Regions from separate parts of the Homo sapiens genome. Here region 1 is linked to region 2. Evidence: read pairs that join two places in POLR2A ChIA-PET (ENCODE). Cell type or tissue: A673. All regions are shown on one strand.

Region 1 (4,000 bases), 81 kb before region 2:
AATGTAATTCTCCCCATCCCTATCAGGATGACAAGAAAGATAATGCTGATGTCAGCCAAAATCTAAGATACGGAATGAAGGGTACTCAGGTTAGAGAGAGAATTCGTTCCTAGGTTAGCCAGCAAAGCAGGCAGCAAACATCTTGCCAAGCACCCTGGCTGGAAGTATAGCCTTTGCAGAAAAAGATTATATTTAAAGCAGTGTTGCTATGAGGTCGCTACATATTATGCTACTGGTAAAGAATACTGACAAGCACATGGTAGTAATAGATCCTCAAAAAACCCCTGCTCACTGATCAGATTCTTAGCTTCAAATTTTCATCACAATTATATTCTTATCCTGGCCTTTCTCTTCTGTTTTCAGGTGAATTAAATGTCAGTGCATATGAGCCTTTATTTTTACAATAGATGAAATCCTTATAAAGTTGCACATAAATCTACTTTTTATTATCAATGATACAGTTTTTTTTTTTTTCTCTGAAACATGGTCTCGCTCTGTCACCCAGGCTGGAGTGCAGTGGTGTTATCATAGCTCACTGCAGCCTCAACTTCCTGGGCTCAAGCGATCCTCCCAAGAACCTGGACTACAGGTGTGCACCGCCACACCCAGCTAATTTTTCTAGTTTTTGTAGAGACGCGGTCTCACTGTGTTGCAAGGGCTGGTCTCAAACTCCTGGCCTCAAGCAGTCCTTCCACCTTGGCCTCCCAAAGTGCTGAAATAACAGGCATAAGCCTCTGCTCCTGGCCAACAATATGCTTTTATACACACAACGTGCAATTCACTGAAGATGCAAGTGCATGCCCATAATAGACAAAATTTCTAAATTTTAGAAATTGATTATTTAGTTGGGGAAATCAGGTACAAACCCAAACATGAAAGAAATCACTTCTAAAGGATTTGAGTAAGGAGTTCACTTGGGATACCACCTGCTGGAAATACCATTCAGAGGCTGGAAGAGCAAGTTGAACCCAGGGTTTTGATGATAGATAAATGGAGAAAAGGAAGGAAGGTTTTTGGCAGGAGTGGTGTGAGCTAAATTGGGAAACTGGTAATTTGCCATATTGTTAGATTAGCTGTGATGAGAGAGGGGAGTACATCCCATCTGAAAAGAGCATTTTTCAGCTGGAGAGGAAGAGGGTGGCATGGGAGGAAGAGGGATCGGCAGGAGTGTGTAGGGTTGGAGGCAGGCAAGCTGATTCAATGTCTGTAAACAGAATGGCATTTTTCACACTTCAGATTGGGAGTCCAATGACAACTGATCATTTCAGAGCAGTTTCATCTTCATTTCTTTTTTTTTTTTTGAGACGGAGTCTCGCTCTGTCGCCCAGGCTGGAGTGCAGTGGCGGGATCTCGGCTCACTGCAAGCTCCGCCTCCCGGGTTCACGCCATTCTCCTGCCTCAGCCTCCCAAGTAGCTGGGACTACAGGCGCCCGCCACTACGCCCGGCTAATTTTTTGTATTTTTAGTAGAGACGGGGTTTCACCGTTTTAGCCGGGATGGTCTCGATCTCCTGACCTCGTGATCCGCCCGCCTCGGCCTCCCAAAGTGCTGGGATTACAGGCGTGAGCCACCGCGCCCGGCCTCATCTTCATTTCTAATTGAAGTTTAATTCTACTTCAGCCCCAAGTGTCTGTCACCATTCAACTTCAGTACCTACGTATAAATACTGACAAAGAGTTGCCTTTCTATTCCTGTTAATCCTTTTTAGAAAAGTGAGGAAATGCTAAAAAGATAAACTAATGGCTGGTTAATTTGTTTCTGGCAAATTTCAGTCTTGCATTAGTAGGATTGCTCGAAGTGGGTCATGCCTGTATTTCCTCTGTATTTCCTCTGTGTGTGTGTAGAAGATAACCTACTCTAATGAGCTCCAGGCTTTTTTTTTTTTTTTTTAACCTTCCTTCACAATCAGGAAACATCCCCAGCCCCAAGACACTGGAGAATAACTGTAACTGTGATGCATCTCTCTGTGATAGACTGCAAAAGATAGCTCCCTTTTGCCCCAGGTTGCTTTTTATTTCTTTTCAGGAATGTGGGAGGGATGGAAACATCAGGGAGAAAAAACTTTTCCTCTACCCTTATGTTCAGTAACTAGAGGCCTGCAAATTGAACAACAGATTAACAGGAGAAAAAGCACGCAATGTTTACTAATATTTACATGAATGGGAGTTACTAGAAAAGAAATGAAGCTCAAAGAAGTAGTTAGAAGCCAGGCGCTATGGCTTGTGCCTGTAGTCCCAGCTACTTTGTAGGTTGAAGTGGAAGGATCTCTTGAATCCAGGAGTTCAAGTCCAGGAGGAAAGGAAAGAGAGAGAGAGAGAAGGAAGGAAGGAAGGAAGGAAGGAAGGAAGGAAGGAAGGAAGGAAGGAAGGAAGGAAGGAGAAAGAGAGAGAGAAAGATAAAGAAAGAAAGTAAGTAAGAAGGAAGGAAGGAAGGAAAGAAAGAAAGAGAAAGAAAGAAAGAAAGAGAAAGAAAGAAAGAAGGAAAGAAAGAGGGAGAGAGAGAAAGAAAGGAAAGCGGGAGGGAGGGAAAGAGTGGTTAGATTCTGGGGCTTACATACCATTTTAAACGAAGAAAAGGAAGTTTGAGTTTCAAGGGATGTGAAAGCAGGAGTAAGTGACTAAGAATATGTGGGAGAACTAATGGAAGATTAGAGTTATTTTAGTAAAGTTTTTGTATGCAGACTTCTCTCAGTGCCGACTCTCCATCTCTCTGATAAGAGTCACTCTCCTCTTCCTGGTGCCAGGAGAAGGGGACACCATCATTAGGGAAATTTATGCCACCTTCTCAAAGATAAATTTACGCCCTGCTTTTAGATGGATAAGTGAAGGGCAGGAAACTCTTGCTACATCTGTTGATCCTCAATTGCCTTTGGCTCAAAATAACCCTCCAAAAGTGGCATATTTGGGGGTGGCATATCCTGATCCTCTTCAGAAACTAACATGTATTGCATGCCTTTTTTAAGAGCTGTTTTTTTTCATGCGCCACCTCATTTTATTATTACAGCAATCCAAGGAGTTGTATTAGTCCCAATTCACAGGTAAGAAAACGGAGACCCACAGAAGTGAAATAGCTTGCTTAAGATTACAAGTGAAGGCCAGGCACGGTGGTTCACATCTATAATCCCAGCATTTTGGGACGCCAAGGTGGGCGGATCACAAGTTCAGGAGTTTGAGACCAGCCTGGCCAACATGCTGAAACCCTGTCTCTACTAAAAATACAAAAATTAGCCAGGCGTGGTGGTGCAAGCCTGTAATCCCAGCTACTTGGGAGTCTGGGGCAGGAGAATTGCTTGAACCCAGGAGCTGGAGGTTGTGGTGAGCCGAGATCACGCCATAGCTCTCCAGCCTGGGCAACAGAGCAAGACTCCATTTTTGTGGGGGGGGGGGGGTTGGGGAGAAAGATTACAAGTGAATAGGAGGCAAGGCCAGCAGCAAACACACTTCGGTCTGATTTTAAAACCGAAGTTCTTTCCTCCATCCCACAGCACCATTCTTCCCTTGGAGGGGGAGTTGTAGATTTGCAGGCAGGAAGGGAAAGACTACAATGTTTGAAGAGAGAGGGAGCGATAAATAAACGTTACTTACTAGTAAGGGGAAGAATTATGAAATAGTGCTGCTACAGCTTGGCTCTGCACTGCCCTTAAGTTGCAAAGGTTGGTTGTTGCTGGGAGATGAGGCTTTTTCCCGCATGGGGTTATTTGTTGTAGAGAATCTTTGAACCATATCACTAAATCACAATTACTGCTCATGCTATGAAGCTTTGCTTCCTGGAATGAGCCCGTGCCCTCAACTCATTCTTCAAGACTCTGCACAGACATCCACACTCCTCTGAATCCTCTCTTAGTGCTTTTCACGTGGAGTCTCCTCGGTCTACCTGCAACATTTGGGAAAGGATTTAGGTGTCAATTCTAAAAAATAAGCCATCTTGCCATTAGACAGTCAGAAACCTGTGTAGCCTCCCGAGTCCTCTGTTAAAGATTCCTGACCTTTTCTTGGTGGTT
Region 2 (4,000 bases):
GAGGCAGAGGTTGCGGTGAGCTGAGATCGTGCCATTGCACTCCAGCCTGGGCAACAAGAGTGAAACTCCATCTCAAAAAAAAAATATTTTAAGGAATCCCTGTACTACTGTTTTTCACAGTGCCTACACATTCTACATTTCCACCAAAGGTACACAAAGGTCCTAGATTTTCCACAGCCTTGCTAACATTTGTTACTCTCTCTCTCTCTCTATATATAGATATATATATATACAATCCTGGTGGGTATATAAATGAATGTTTTTTAAACATGAGGTTATCCAAGTTGGTTCATTCAGATCAGTTAGAAAATAGTCCTAGTGGGCCGGGCATGGTGGCTCACACCTGTAATCCCAGTATTTTGGGAGGCCAAGGCCGGTGGATTACTGAAGTCAGGAGTTCAAGACCAGCCTAACCAATATGGTAAACCCCGTCTTTACTAAAAATAAAAAAAAAATTATCCAGGTGTGGTGGCGTGCACCTGTAGTACCAGCTACTTTGGAGGCTGAGACAGGAGAATTGCTTGAACCCAGGAGGCGGAGGTTGCAGTGTGCCAAAATCGTGCCACTGCACTCCAGCCTGGGTGACAGAGTGAGACTCTGTCTCGAAAAAAAAAAAAAAAGAAAAGAAAAAAAATAAAGAAAGAAAAAGAAACTAGTCCTAGTGAAACCAGGTTAGCTTCTACTCTACATGCCAGCCCCAACCCCAGCCACAAATCTCACCGAAGCATTCCACTGGTCTTCCAGGGAAAGCACTCAGATAACTTAAGCATATCCATGACTTGCTTTTAGGGATAATGAACTCAAAGTACATGTCCTATTCATAGGAATTTCATGTCTTCAATATGAGCAAGAATTCATCATACAGATTCATGTTACATAAAGGCGTCTCCCACCACATCTGGAGGGTAGGTGTGCAAGTCTACGTGGGTGAAGATGAGGGAGTGTTCCAAGAAGGATTACATGGCTGAGAGGATCGGCAGGTTCTCTTCTCAAACAATTCTGGAACTTTGAGAAGTTCCTTTGTGTCTATGAGGTGGCTTCTTTATCCATCTCTGCTCACTTCAGAGGCATGAGCTAGACTGTATCTTTAAAGGGCTTCAGAAGATGGTGCTCTGTCATTAAGAGGCGGGATGATATCTGATCATCACCAGAGCTATTACATCACCTGGCAAGAATCATCAGATTCCCCATAATGTGGTTTGGAAGAGTGAAGGAGCTCAGGGCATCTGAGATTGGGACTGGGAATCATGTCCGAATCTCTCAGCCTTGGGTATTCAAGTCGTATCAACCTCGAATGCCCCCTCCTCCATGAAGCAGTCCCTGATCGCTACATAGGAAGAAATAGTCACCCTTGAAATTCAATAGCTCTTCACCTGTGCCTTTATCAGGGCAATGGCTGTGTTTTGTCTTAGATTTATGGTTATTTAAGAGTGCATTATATATCCTAAGAAAATTATCCTTTACGGACTAAACCCAGTTCTGGTTTGCACAAAGTATAAAGCAAATATTTCCCCAAAGCTCCCTAGCTGACTTCTCCTATCCATTGATAAGACTCGTTGGCTAGAATCCTGTCACATGTCCTTCCCTGGGAGCAAAGGAGGCCTGGAAAGCAGATGTTTGACCTTTTAGCTTCTATGGTGGAGGTAGGCAAGAGAGGGTATTAGGAACAGGGCTGAGTGAGCCAGTGAACAGTGTCTTTCGGATCTGTCTTTGTGCTGGGCTCATCCTCCAGGAAGTCAGGGGAGAGGCCCCACCACGAGTCTTGGGCCCAGCTCCTGTTCCCTCTGTGTCTGCTGTGTCTGTCATGGGGCTCCACACCAGTTTGAAATGGATTGATTCTCTACAACACGGGGTACAGAGAAGCATGTCCGACTCAAGTCAGGTCCTGCCAGTTCCTGCAATCTACACTCCTTTATCATGCTTACCTCACATTCATAAAGAACCTTAGTTGACAAAGCACTAGCTTACCTATTTTCTCCAGATACATAACTGAGACACAGAGAGGTTCATCATTTATTCAAGCTGACTCAGTAGGTGACAGTAAGGGAGAGGTTCCATCCTGGTCTCCTGATGTCGAACCTCATGCTCTATCCAGCATCCTCCACTGCCTCTTGGACACTGGTTTCAGGCCATGGCTGGCATATCCCCCACTCCACTTCCTGGGACAGTGTCATCCGGAAAGGTGCACATCAATGCAAGAGGCTGCAAGACTGTTCTGAGTGTATGTCACGCATCTGTGTGTGTGCCTGTGGTAGGTGGGAAGACGGGGGATGCTTCTCCTCCCCTCCCATCTCCTCAGCCTGGCCATGGCTGCCATCAGTCTTTTCACTGAGCAGCTGCAAGCAGCTGCTGACAGCTCCCAGCATCTCAGCCACAAAATAAATGAGTTCCCCGCAGGCAGGACACCAGTGGCATAATGAGGCCTCGCATAGATTCTTCTTAGTTTTATTTTATGGCTTTTACTGAGTCTCATCCAATACTAAAACAACAACAACAACAATAAAAACCAGCTCTTCCCTGGGCCCTGTCCCACCTGTTTCTGCCAGCGGACACCATGAGTTTTTTTATTCTCATTCCTGACCTTTTAGGAAGAGGCAGGGTCACTCTGTGTGGTAATCTTCCACACTCTAGAAGGAGAATGGAGCTGGTCGCTAGGCAACCTGGTTTCCAGCTTGACTCTGTCTCTAACTTGAGTTTGACCCAGAGATAGCACATCTCCTGGCTGGGATTCAGTCTACAAAGTGAGGAAGTTACACCAAAAGGAACTCTAAGGTCCTGCCCAGCTTGATAGTGGACACAGCAGCTGCACAGAGGTGGAACAAATGCAGGCTTACAGGCTGGAGACACATTTTTGAGGCTGAATGAATGAAAAGTACATGAGTGCTTATGCTAGCCGAGGACAGCTAGCTGCCCTTGTCCAGCTGGGAGGAAGATAGGAAGATTCCTGTCTGTGGTTTGGTGGTCTGTGTTTTCTACCACGTGCTTACATGTCAACAAAGGGAAACATGCTGCTGGGTTTTCAGAAAAATCACAAGGTGTCTGGCTAGAGAATGAAGCCAGGCATACATCTGGTCACCAGCCTGATGGCTTCTTCCTTCGGGGAGAGGTTGCTCAGGATCACAGCAGGTCAGCACAAGACAGTGGCAAGAGCGCTGAACGAAGAGTCAGGCTGGGGTTCTTATACCTTTTGTGCTACCAACTAGCTAGGTGGCCCTAGACACGTTGCCATTCCTCTCTGCACTTGTGTCCTTTTCTGTAAAATATGGAGGTTAGATCGGATGTCTCTGATATCCCCTTCAATCTAACAATCTGAAATGTATTTCCTGTTCTTATTCCTGTCTCATTTGGCTCCCTTATGAAGACAGCTTGTCTAGTGGGTAATTCTGAGCATCATTAGCCAAACAAAAGCCTGCTTTTGATCTCAACCCAGAGTTGGGGACTGATGTGAAGGAGGAGAGAGCATGAAAACACTTTTTACTACTCCTTTTGCTGTGTGTTTCTAAGGAAGTCACTAGACCTCAATTCCCCACCTAAAGGAAGGAGATGCTATCGTCCCCTTTCTCTGAGAGGGGAAAGGACCCCTGAAGATCCAGTTACAATGTATCCTGGAGTCACGGCATATTTTGTTGCATTAATTAAGGGGGAAGAGAGAAGGGCATCACTTGCTGAGCAGCAATGTGCCTGCCCCCCTATACTAGGTGCTTTCCTTCTTTCCTTTTTTTTTTTTTTTTGAGATGGAGTCTCGCTCTGTCGCCCAGGCTGGAGTGCAGTGGTGCGATCTCGGCTCACTGCAACCTCCGCCTCCCGGGTTCAAGCGAGTCTCCTGCCTCGGCCTCCTGAGTAGCTGAGATTACAGGCGCATGCCCACACGCTTGGCTAATTTTTTGTATTTCTAGTAGAGATGGGGTTTCACCGTGTTCGCCAGGATGGTCTCAATCTCCTGACCTTGTGATCCACCCGTCTTGGCCTCCTAAAGTGCTGAGATTACTAGGTGTTTTCT

What was found. Peaks named below come from ENCODE experiments on the same cell type or tissue, not always from the same donor. Only the 100,000 strongest peaks of a DNase experiment are listed, where the experiment ranks them.
Region 1: POLR2A ChIA-PET joins it to region 2 with 7 read pairs; 2 of 35 experiments call an interaction of 5 or more read pairs at or near these places.

What each region holds. Positions count from the first base shown.
Region 1 is chr11:123,282,505-123,286,504 of GRCh38, reverse strand. No RefSeq gene overlaps it. Among named protein-coding and RNA genes, the nearest start is that of LINC02727, 30 kb to the left of the region's middle. In A673, no CTCF peak of the experiment used is centred here; DNase peaks (open chromatin) are centred at 1,814, 2,264 and 2,714; H3K27ac peaks cover 2,119 bases.
Region 2 is chr11:123,201,282-123,205,281 of GRCh38, reverse strand. LOC105369540 (a long non-coding RNA gene) reads right to left here and starts at 1,244. Exons shown (of 2, transcript XR_948116.2): 1 at 721-1,244. In A673, no CTCF peak of the experiment used is centred here; a DNase peak (open chromatin) is centred at 2,371.